Regions from separate parts of the Homo sapiens genome. Here region 1 is linked to region 2. Evidence: read pairs that join two places in POLR2A ChIA-PET (ENCODE). Cell type or tissue: GM12878. All regions are shown on one strand. Links, peaks and the distances in the headings refer to the core of each region. The heading gives the core; the rest is flanking DNA.

What was found. ChIA-PET counts read pairs that join two places held together with the same protein. Peaks named below come from ENCODE experiments on the same cell type or tissue, not always from the same donor. Only the 100,000 strongest peaks of a DNase experiment are listed, where the experiment ranks them.
Region 1: POLR2A ChIA-PET joins it to region 2 with 10 read pairs; 2 of 35 experiments call an interaction of 5 or more read pairs at or near these places.

What each region holds. Positions count from the first base shown.
Region 1 is chr20:3,765,686-3,769,918 of GRCh38, reverse strand. It overlaps ADISSP (adipose secreted signaling protein), which reads left to right and starts at 2,166. Exons shown (of 6, transcript NM_001258429.2): 1 at 2,166-2,256. RefSeq lists enhancers at 832-881, 1,543-2,129, 2,257-3,021 and a silencer at 2,032-2,271. In GM12878, for the core only: CTCF peaks have their summits at 1,128 (motif pointing right) and 1,849; a DNase peak (open chromatin) is centred at 2,018; H3K4me3 peaks cover 3,053 bases; H3K27ac peaks cover 1,087 bases.
Region 2 is chr20:4,100,730-4,105,240 of GRCh38, reverse strand. No RefSeq gene overlaps it. Among named protein-coding and RNA genes, the nearest start is that of SMOX, 46 kb to the left of the region's middle. In GM12878, for the core only: no CTCF peak of the experiment used is centred there; no DNase peak of the experiment used is centred there.

The DNA of each region.
Region 1 (4,233 bases), core at 234-4,233, 340 kb after region 2:
AGTAAATGTTTGCTGAAAGGAGTTGACAATTCGGAAATAACCCCGGGCTGTGCAGTTAGCAGCCAGTTTGTGTTTGAGAGAGCCCACACCAGAGATGGTTTTGAGAAGTTGGCTAGAAAGACTTTTGAAAAAGGCAGGCTTGGGCCAGGCGCGGTGGCTCATGCCTGTAATCCCAGCACTTTGGGAGGCTGAGGCAGGCAGATCACTTGAGGCTAGGAGTTTGAGACCCACCTGACCAACATGGTGAAACCCTGTCTCCACTAAAAATACAAAAATTAGCCCTGGGTGTGGTGGCGCGCACCTAGAATCCCAGCTACTTGGGAGGCTGAGGCAGGAGAATGGCTTGAACCCGGCGGGGGAGGGGGTGGAGGCTGTAGTCAGCCGAGATGGCACCACTGAACTCAAGCCTGGGCGACAGAGTGAGACTCTGTCTCAAAAATAAATAAATAAATAAATAGGCAAAACTTATCTTGGTTGAAGAGGGCTTGAATTTTGGCTATGAGAAGAGAGCGGGGAGGGCCTTCCAGGTTGGAAGGTGGGATAATGAGGGGGAGGGGATCACAAATGTCTGCACAGACCCAGAAGGTAACTAACCGTGAGAAACAGGGATTAGCGGGGACTATGGTAAATTTATGTGCTCTTAAAGGGGCTTGTAATGCCAGGCTGGAAAGTGAGCCCATGTTGTCAGATCTTCTGATATTTCAAAAGCCACGAAACCAGATTCCTGATTCCAGAAAGAGGCGGAGGAGGCAGGAGGGGGAAGGACTTCTTTTAAAAAGCCCCATGTGAGCTAAACAAAATACACCTACGGGCCACTTTGGGCCCACCGTCTGCCAACTTTAGACTTTCAAGACAAGGTCTAAAGGTAGTGTGGTGGGAGTGGGTAGAGTGGGCAGGAGTGGATGGGCTGAGATCAGAATGTGAAAAGCTCTCAATGTAAGCGCTGTCTCTCAAACGCGAGGGCACATGAGTCACCCAAAGTGCTGCTGAAGTTTGTGAAGCGCTACTGGAGGCAGTCCCAGAGGGCTTTGGAGCAGGAGAGGGACGCGATGAAAACAAGAGCTCAGAAAGATTAATTTGCCAACAGTGTGCAGACTGGAGATCAGCAGACAGGTTATGGGCCACAGGGTGGCAGACTTGAGGGCTCCTTTAAGGCAGCGACCCCGGCCCTGCTGAAGGGAGGCTGGCCTTCGGCCGCCCAGGCCGTCTCTCTAGTTCCGTTGGAAGCAAGGCGCTGCGTGCTCCGGACGGCTTACTGAGGGCACTTTGGGGAATCCGTCCCCACGGGCGAAGTATAGGTGGGGTGTTCGCGAACCGGCGGGCGGAGAGCACCGGCAAGAACCCCCGCAGACCGGAGGGCCACGCCTCTCGCTCCTCGGCTCATTGCAGGCGCCCACATCCCACCCCGCGGTGCTGAGCGAGGCGCATCTCGCTGCCATGGCGACCGCCTCCATGGAGACCGGGAGCAGAGGCTGCGGTCCCCGGGGGCGCGTCACAGGCTCTCCCAGCCCCCAGCCCGCGTGCCTTCTTTGTTCTGATGCTTCTCCAGGCCGGGCCAGGCACCCGGGACGCGTCTCGGGCCCGCACGGGGGTTGCTTCTTTCGAGACAGGGGATGGGGTGGAAGGGGAAGAGGTCCAAACCCTGGGGTCGAAACAGGAGTGATGGAGGGTTCCTCAGCTCCTGAACGAGACCAACACGGCCCGTATCGATGGCCGAAGCCGGCGTGGAAGCCCAGGGAGAAAGGCCACCTTCGGGAGCTCCACCCAGCCCCGAGACGCGCCCGACAGCCCTCCCGAGAGCGAAGGGCCCAAGGGAGGTGCGTCCTAAGCAAGGTTCAAGGCTAGAGGCGCTATCCCCCAGGCGGAAGAAGGAGCGGGGGCGGGGCCTATCCGAGGCCCTCCTTCTCCCTCTTCGAGTGGTCGGTTCTGGCCCCTGGCCTAGTTGGGCCGCCTGCCCGTCTTCCTCGCGAGAGCTCGCCCGGCAGGCGCGGACTAGCAGGGCGCTGCCTCGGCGACCCTGGCACGTGACGTAGGCGGCCCTCGCCAGTTGGCCGTTCTTTGGAGCCCGCTCATTGGTCCGGAGCGTCCCTCGCCCCACCCTCCCAGATCAACCAATGGGCGGAGGCGGGGGCGTGCCGACGGGAGGGCGGCCGCGGCGCGGGGCTCCCTTCCTCGTGCTCGGCGTTGAGCTCCTGCAGCCGCCGCCGCTGCAGTGGTCGTCCCTGCCCTCCCCGGCCCCGGGGTGCACCCCGCAAGGTGAGGCCACCCCTCTGCTCCCTGCCTCCCGGTTCCTTCCCGTTCGCCGAGGTCCCCTCCCGGTCCCGGCCCTGTCCTGAGCAGTCAGTGCCTGGGACCCCAGCGGCCGTGATGGCAGGGCTGGGGTGGGGGGCTCCGCTGTCGGGGCCGGGCCTGGAGGACTCCCCAGCACCTGAACTAGAGTGATGTCAGGTTCCCGGGGCGCAGTGACCGTTAGCTGGTGCAGCTGGGGTGTTTTCCGCGAAGCGATTGTCCGGGGGCATGAGTGCGGTAGTGAGGGCGGGGGCGTAATGGGGTCAGCGCCCCCTCCTCCCCACGACCCTGTTCATTGCCGCTGCCTCGCTGCATGACCTTGGACCAGTAGCATCTCTGAGCCTCCGAGCCTCAGCACCCTCAGGAAGGAGGGCAGTGATGTCTGGGAGTGCGGGCTCCGGAGACTCCTGCGTCAGCCGAGGTGAGTGAAGGTGGGGAGTGCACAGGATTATCTCCGAGGGACAGAGCCGCCGCCTCGCAGCTCAGGATGGATTGGATGGGGGGGATGTCCGATTACATTTCCCCCCTCCCCCTGAGATGACAAGAATGGGGTGTGGCGGGGGTGCCACACCCACAGGGATGGCTGCCGGAGAGGATAAAGGGTCCTACACCTGGACCCTTGGGGCCTCGGGGGCTTGGGCTGCACCTCCCTCCCGGTGGTATGAAGGAGGAGGGACTGGATTTAGGTTCTGGACCCGTGTTTCCATTAGTAAGCAGGGACTGAGAAAGGGAAGTCTCCGCTTGCCTTTCTTCTTGAATCTTGGCACTGGAAAGTGGAGGTAGGGCATTTTTCTGCTCCGGGGAGTTGAAGAAAGTCGGGGCAGCACCCCATCCCTCTCCCATTCTGGTCTTTTGTGGAGGGAAAATGTAGCTGGATATCCCCCCACATTCTATCCATCCTGAGCTACGAGGCAGCAGCCCTGTCCCTGGGAGATAATCCTGTGTGCTCCCACCCTCACCTTGGCTGACCCCCTGGATCCAGCCTGGCCTCTGCTTCTTGGGACCTCTGGATCACAGGCCCAGGGCAGGGCCTAGGTGGGGCATGCTATCTGGAGGCTAAGCACCCACTAGCTGAGGGCAAAGTGGGGAGAATGCTGGGCAGAGGAGGGCAGCACTTGTTGGGGAGGCAGGAAGGTGTGGGTGGTGAGGGTCCCTTCTCCATATTCCCCCACCCCCACCCCCAGCACCTCACTGTTAGAAGGAGAGAGAACAGCCATACTTATCTTTGCACCTTTGGCCCACTGGAGGGAGAAGGAAATTAAATCACATTAAAGCTGAGTTGATGTGAAGCTGCCACAACTACTGACCTCCAGCCTTGCCTTTCCAGGCTTTGTTCTGAGTATGTGTGGCCTCTGCTGTGTCCAGTCCTGAGAGTCAGCGGGTCAGTGTGGCCCCATCTCAAGGCCTCAATGGCTGTTCTTTTCACAGGCGTGAGCTTTAATGGGAGGCTACACAGTGCTTCTGCTGGACTGAGTGCTTGAGCCAGGACTGAGCCCCAGGCTGGGGTAGGAGAGGAAGAGGTAGGGAGGGTGGAAGGTTGCGGAGTTCCTGGCTCAGAGAGAAAGACCTCGAACCACAATGAGAATGGGGACTGAAGAAGGAATGAGAAATGAGGTCTCAGACGTTGGGAGCATGCTGACCAGAGGTGAATGGGTGTAGCTCCTCTTCCTGCACCCTGGGCTGGGGCCTGGAAGCTTGCTGACACTCCATCTCATGGGGAAGGGTATAATTTTTTTTGCTGGCGGGGAGGCACCATGTTCCTCCCTAGTCATTTCCCAGTTTCCCAGGATGTTCATTCTGCACATCTTCCTTGTGACCCCCTCTGGTTAGGGGGACTGGAAACTCCCAGCATCTGTTCTCTGACCCTCCCTAGGGACCTGGCTGCTTTGGGAGTGGGAGAAGGGGGAGGCAGGAGGAGGGAGGCCCCCTCACCCCTTGAGCTGT
Region 2 (4,511 bases), core at 223-4,222:
CCAAAGACCCTGATCCCCAGGGTTATAAGAAAAAGACATCCATGACATCCCATGGACAGACTCCTGTGAAAAAGGCCTGAATGCTTTATCTCAGCCCCTCCTAAGGGGTTAGAGGATACCCTGGCCCTATTGGACAGCTGTAAAATGGACCAACAAAGATTCTGGGGTCAGCTGAGTGCCACAACTTATCAACACGCAACAGGGCTGCTCTGCCCCCGTGAAGTCTGTGTCCCTTAGCCAACAAGGTAACCACTGCCCTGGAGGAGGCGCGCCCTGACCATGCTAATGTGAGACCCTCTGAAGGATGAAGCTTACAAATATGGCAAAGATGGAGGGGACCTGCCTCAAACCACAGTGAGTAACCACCTCCCTCCAGATACCTGGATACAGGGGGAGAAAACAAAAAACCAAGGTCCACAGTTGGGGATGACCCAAGTAGAAATCCAAAATAATTTTTTGGTTTTTGAGACAGCGTCTCGCTCTGTCACCTAGGCTGGAGTGCAGTGGCACAATCTTGGCTCACTGCAACCTCCGCCTCCCGGGTTCAAGCAATTCTCCTGCCTCAGCCTCCGAAGTTGCTGGGACTACAGGCGGGAGCCACCGCGCCCAGCTAATGTTTGTATTTTTAGTAGAGATGGAGGTTTGCCATGTTGACCAGGCTGGTCTCAAACTCCTGGCCTCAGGTGATCCACCCACCTCGGCCTCCCAAAGTGTTGGGGTTACAGGCGTGAGCCACCGCGCCCAGCCGGGAATCCAAAATTTACTGAAAGAATTTATACAACAAAAACATGAAAGGGTGCCGAATGGCTTTTGCGCCTCTACAACATGAGTTTTGAATTAAGTTCAACATCTGCTGAAATGTACCAATTGGGAAAATGTCATTTTCTTAATCCTGGGGCTCAAATTACAGTTATACCAGTGATCCCACTAAATTAAGACAAGGTACCCTTTGTAATCTTAGGGAAGTTACTAAATATGACAGGAGAAACAGGTATGCCTCGCCTTAACCATCTGAACTATTGCCTTGCCTAAATTCCCTGTAGTCATAGCACCCATTATTCTAAAATGTCCTATAATGGGCATGGACTCTCTGATCCAATGACTAATACATTAAAATTCATTTAAGTCTTTGGCACTTAACAATCAGGTTGACAAAATGGGACCCCATGGACCCACCTCTTCCTTTTCATTTAAAATAGTTAATGTGGCCCAACATAAATTAAAGCAGGGCCTTCAAGGATTAAAACTCATTATACAAGATTTATTCAGAAAAGGGGTGATTATCCACACTGTTTCTCCATTTAATAGCCTGTTTGTGAACCTGGAAAGGATGAGTGGTGCCTCACAGTGAATTACCACAATACTTTTTTTTTTTTTTTTTTTTTTGAGACAGGGTCTCGCTCTGACGCCCAGGCTGGAGTGCAGTGGTGCAATCTTGGCTCACTGCAACCTCCGCCTCCTGGGTTCAAGTGATTCTCCTGCCTCAGCCTCCTGAGCTGGGATTACAGGTGCCTGCCACGACACCCAGCTAATTTTTGTATTTTTAGTAGAGACGGGGTTTCACCATGTTGATCAGGCTGGTCTCAAACTCCTAACCTCAAGTGATCCACTCACCTCGGCCTCCCAAAGTGCTGGGATTACAGGCTTGAGCCACCGAGCCCAGCCCTTTGCCCATTTTTAAAATTGGGTTGTTTGTCTTTTTGTTGTTGGGTTGTAGGTGTTCTTTATATATTCAGGATATTACAACCTAATCAAATATGATTTACAGATATTTTCTACCATTCTGTCAGTTGTCTTTTTACTCTGCAATAGTACCCATTCTTGATGGGGCTATTTTTTTTTTATTATTGAACTGAAAAAGTTCTTTAGAGGACTTGTCTAGAGACAAGTCCATCATCGGATATATGAATTGCAAAAAAAAATTTTTTTATTCTGTAGGCTGTGTCTTCACTTGCTCCTGGTGTCCTTTGAAGCACAAACATTTTTAATTTTGACAATGAATACTGGGCTCTTGGAAAAGATGTTTAACAGAACTTTCACCTCCTTTATTGGCCTCAGACTCAAGGTCTCATAGGGCACCATAATGGTTCACTTAAACAAGTTCAAATGAAATCAAATGAAACATGGCACCTTTCAGTCAGCAGTCGAGCATCGGGGTGAACTGTAATGAGTCTGACTCCATTTTTTTTTTTTTTTTTTTTTGAGACGGAGTTTCACTCTTGTTGCCCAGGCTGCAGTGCAATGGCACGATCTCGGCTCACTGCAACCTCCCCCTCCCAGCTTCAAGTGATTCTCCCACCGCAGCCTCCCAAGTAGCTGGGATTACAGGCATGCGCCACCACGTCCGGCTAATTTTGTATTTTTAGTAGACACGGGGTTTCTCCATGTTGGTCAGGCTGGTCTCGAAATCCTGACCTCAGGTGATCCTCCCAACCCGGCCTCCTAGAGTGCTGGGATGACAGGCGTAAGCCACCGCGCCCAGCCAATTCTGACTCCATTTTTGATGATTAACTGCTGACAGCTGTCAAGCCCCATCCCTCCCTTTTCCCCTCTTGCCGTATAGCTGGACAAACCAATAAAAAAGCCCAGCTGCTCCCTCCCTTGCTGCTGGCAGATAGTTTCACCCACACAAACCCAGCCCATGGGTAGGGGCCCTCACCCCAGCCTCCCTTCCAAACACAAAGCCAGGCCAGCTGCCCCTGTCTGCATTCTCAAGCTACTTTGGGGCCTGTTTAGGAACCTGCTGTACTCTCCCCAGAATGGCTCATTACATGAGTCACAAATCTTTTCATGCCTTCTCGGTGTGCAGATAGCATCATCAGTCTCAACATCCAAACCAAATTTCACGTGGGTTAGGGGAGATCTATCCCACATCTGTGGGGTGATCACAGCAATGCACATCTCCTAAAACTCTCAACATCCTCCTACGTCAAGGCCAATACCACGGCTAAAATAATTAACAGTAAGTGGTGCTGATTATTTAAATCTATATACAAATATCCCCAGTTGTTTCCAAAATGTCTTATGTAGCTACATTGTTTTGATTTGTATTTTCTTAAATCAAAATCTAATTATTGTTTGTATCAGGTTTCTGTCTCTTTTGTGTCCTTTAATCTAGAACTGGACCATTCAATACAGAAGCCGCAAGTGGTTAGTGGCTATTAAGAACTTGAAATGTGCCTGATCCAAACTGAGATGTGCCATAAGTATAAAACCCACAATGAATTTCAAAGAACTAGTACTCACAAAAAGTAATGTAAAATAGCTCATTAATAAATTTTTTATGGCTTACATATAGAACTGAAAATTTTTTTGATATATTGAGGGTGAGGCAGAATAATGCACCCCAAAGATGTCCATGCCCTAATCCCTAGAACGTGTGAGAATATATTACTGTACAGAGCAAAATAGATTTTGCAGCTGTGACTAAGTTTAAGGATTTTACTATAGGGAGATTATACTGAATTATCTAGGTGGGTCCAATCTAATCACATGAGTTCTTAAAAGCAATGAACCTTTCCCAACTGTATCGGGGAGATGCAACCTGAGAAGTACTTGACCTGCCATTGCTGGCTTCAAAGATGAAGAAAGAAAACCAGAAGCCAAGAAATACAGCAGTCTCTGGAAGCTAAGAACATCCCTCAGCGTACAGCTAGCAAGAAAACAAGGACCTCAGCAAGGTAGTAAATTCTGCCAACAACCCAAATGAGCAAGAAATTGATTCTCTCCCAGAACCTCCAGAAAAGAACACAGCCTACCACGCCTTGGTTTTAGTCTGATGAGACCTGTATCGGACTTCTGACCTATAGCACCGTAAGATAACAAATTACTAATAAGTTTATGACAGCAGTAATAAAAAAACTATTACACTAGGTTAATTATTTATTCTAATTTAATATTAATAAATTAGTAACAATTATTAAAACTAATTTAACCAGTTTCTTTTTACATTTTTGGTTTTTTTTTTTTTTGAGACAGAGTTTCACTCTTGTTGCCCAGGCTGGAGTACAATGGCGCGATCTGGGCTCACCACAACCTCTGCCTCCCAGGTTCAAGTGATTCTCCTGCCTCAGCCTCCTGAGTAGTTGGGATTACAGGCATGCGCCACCACGCCCAGCTAATTTTGTATTTTTAGTAGAGACAGGGTTTCTCCATGTTGGTCAGGCTGGCCTTGAACACCTGACCTCAGGTGATCCACCCACCTCAGCCTCCCAAAGTGCTGAGATTACATGCGTGAGCCACCACACCTGGCCTTTACTTTTTTAATGTGACTACTAGAAAATTAAAAGTTACATACTGTATATGACTCACATTTGTGGTTCACTTTGTTTCTGTTAAACAGTGCTGATCACACACAGGCACATCACATATTTTTTAACCCATGACACTACATTGACTTTGTATATATAGAGAGAGACGAGGTCACTATGTTGATAAAGCTGGAGTGCAGTGGCACAACACAGAGAGAGACCTTGATTATAGCTTACTATAGCATCCAGCTCCTGGGTTCA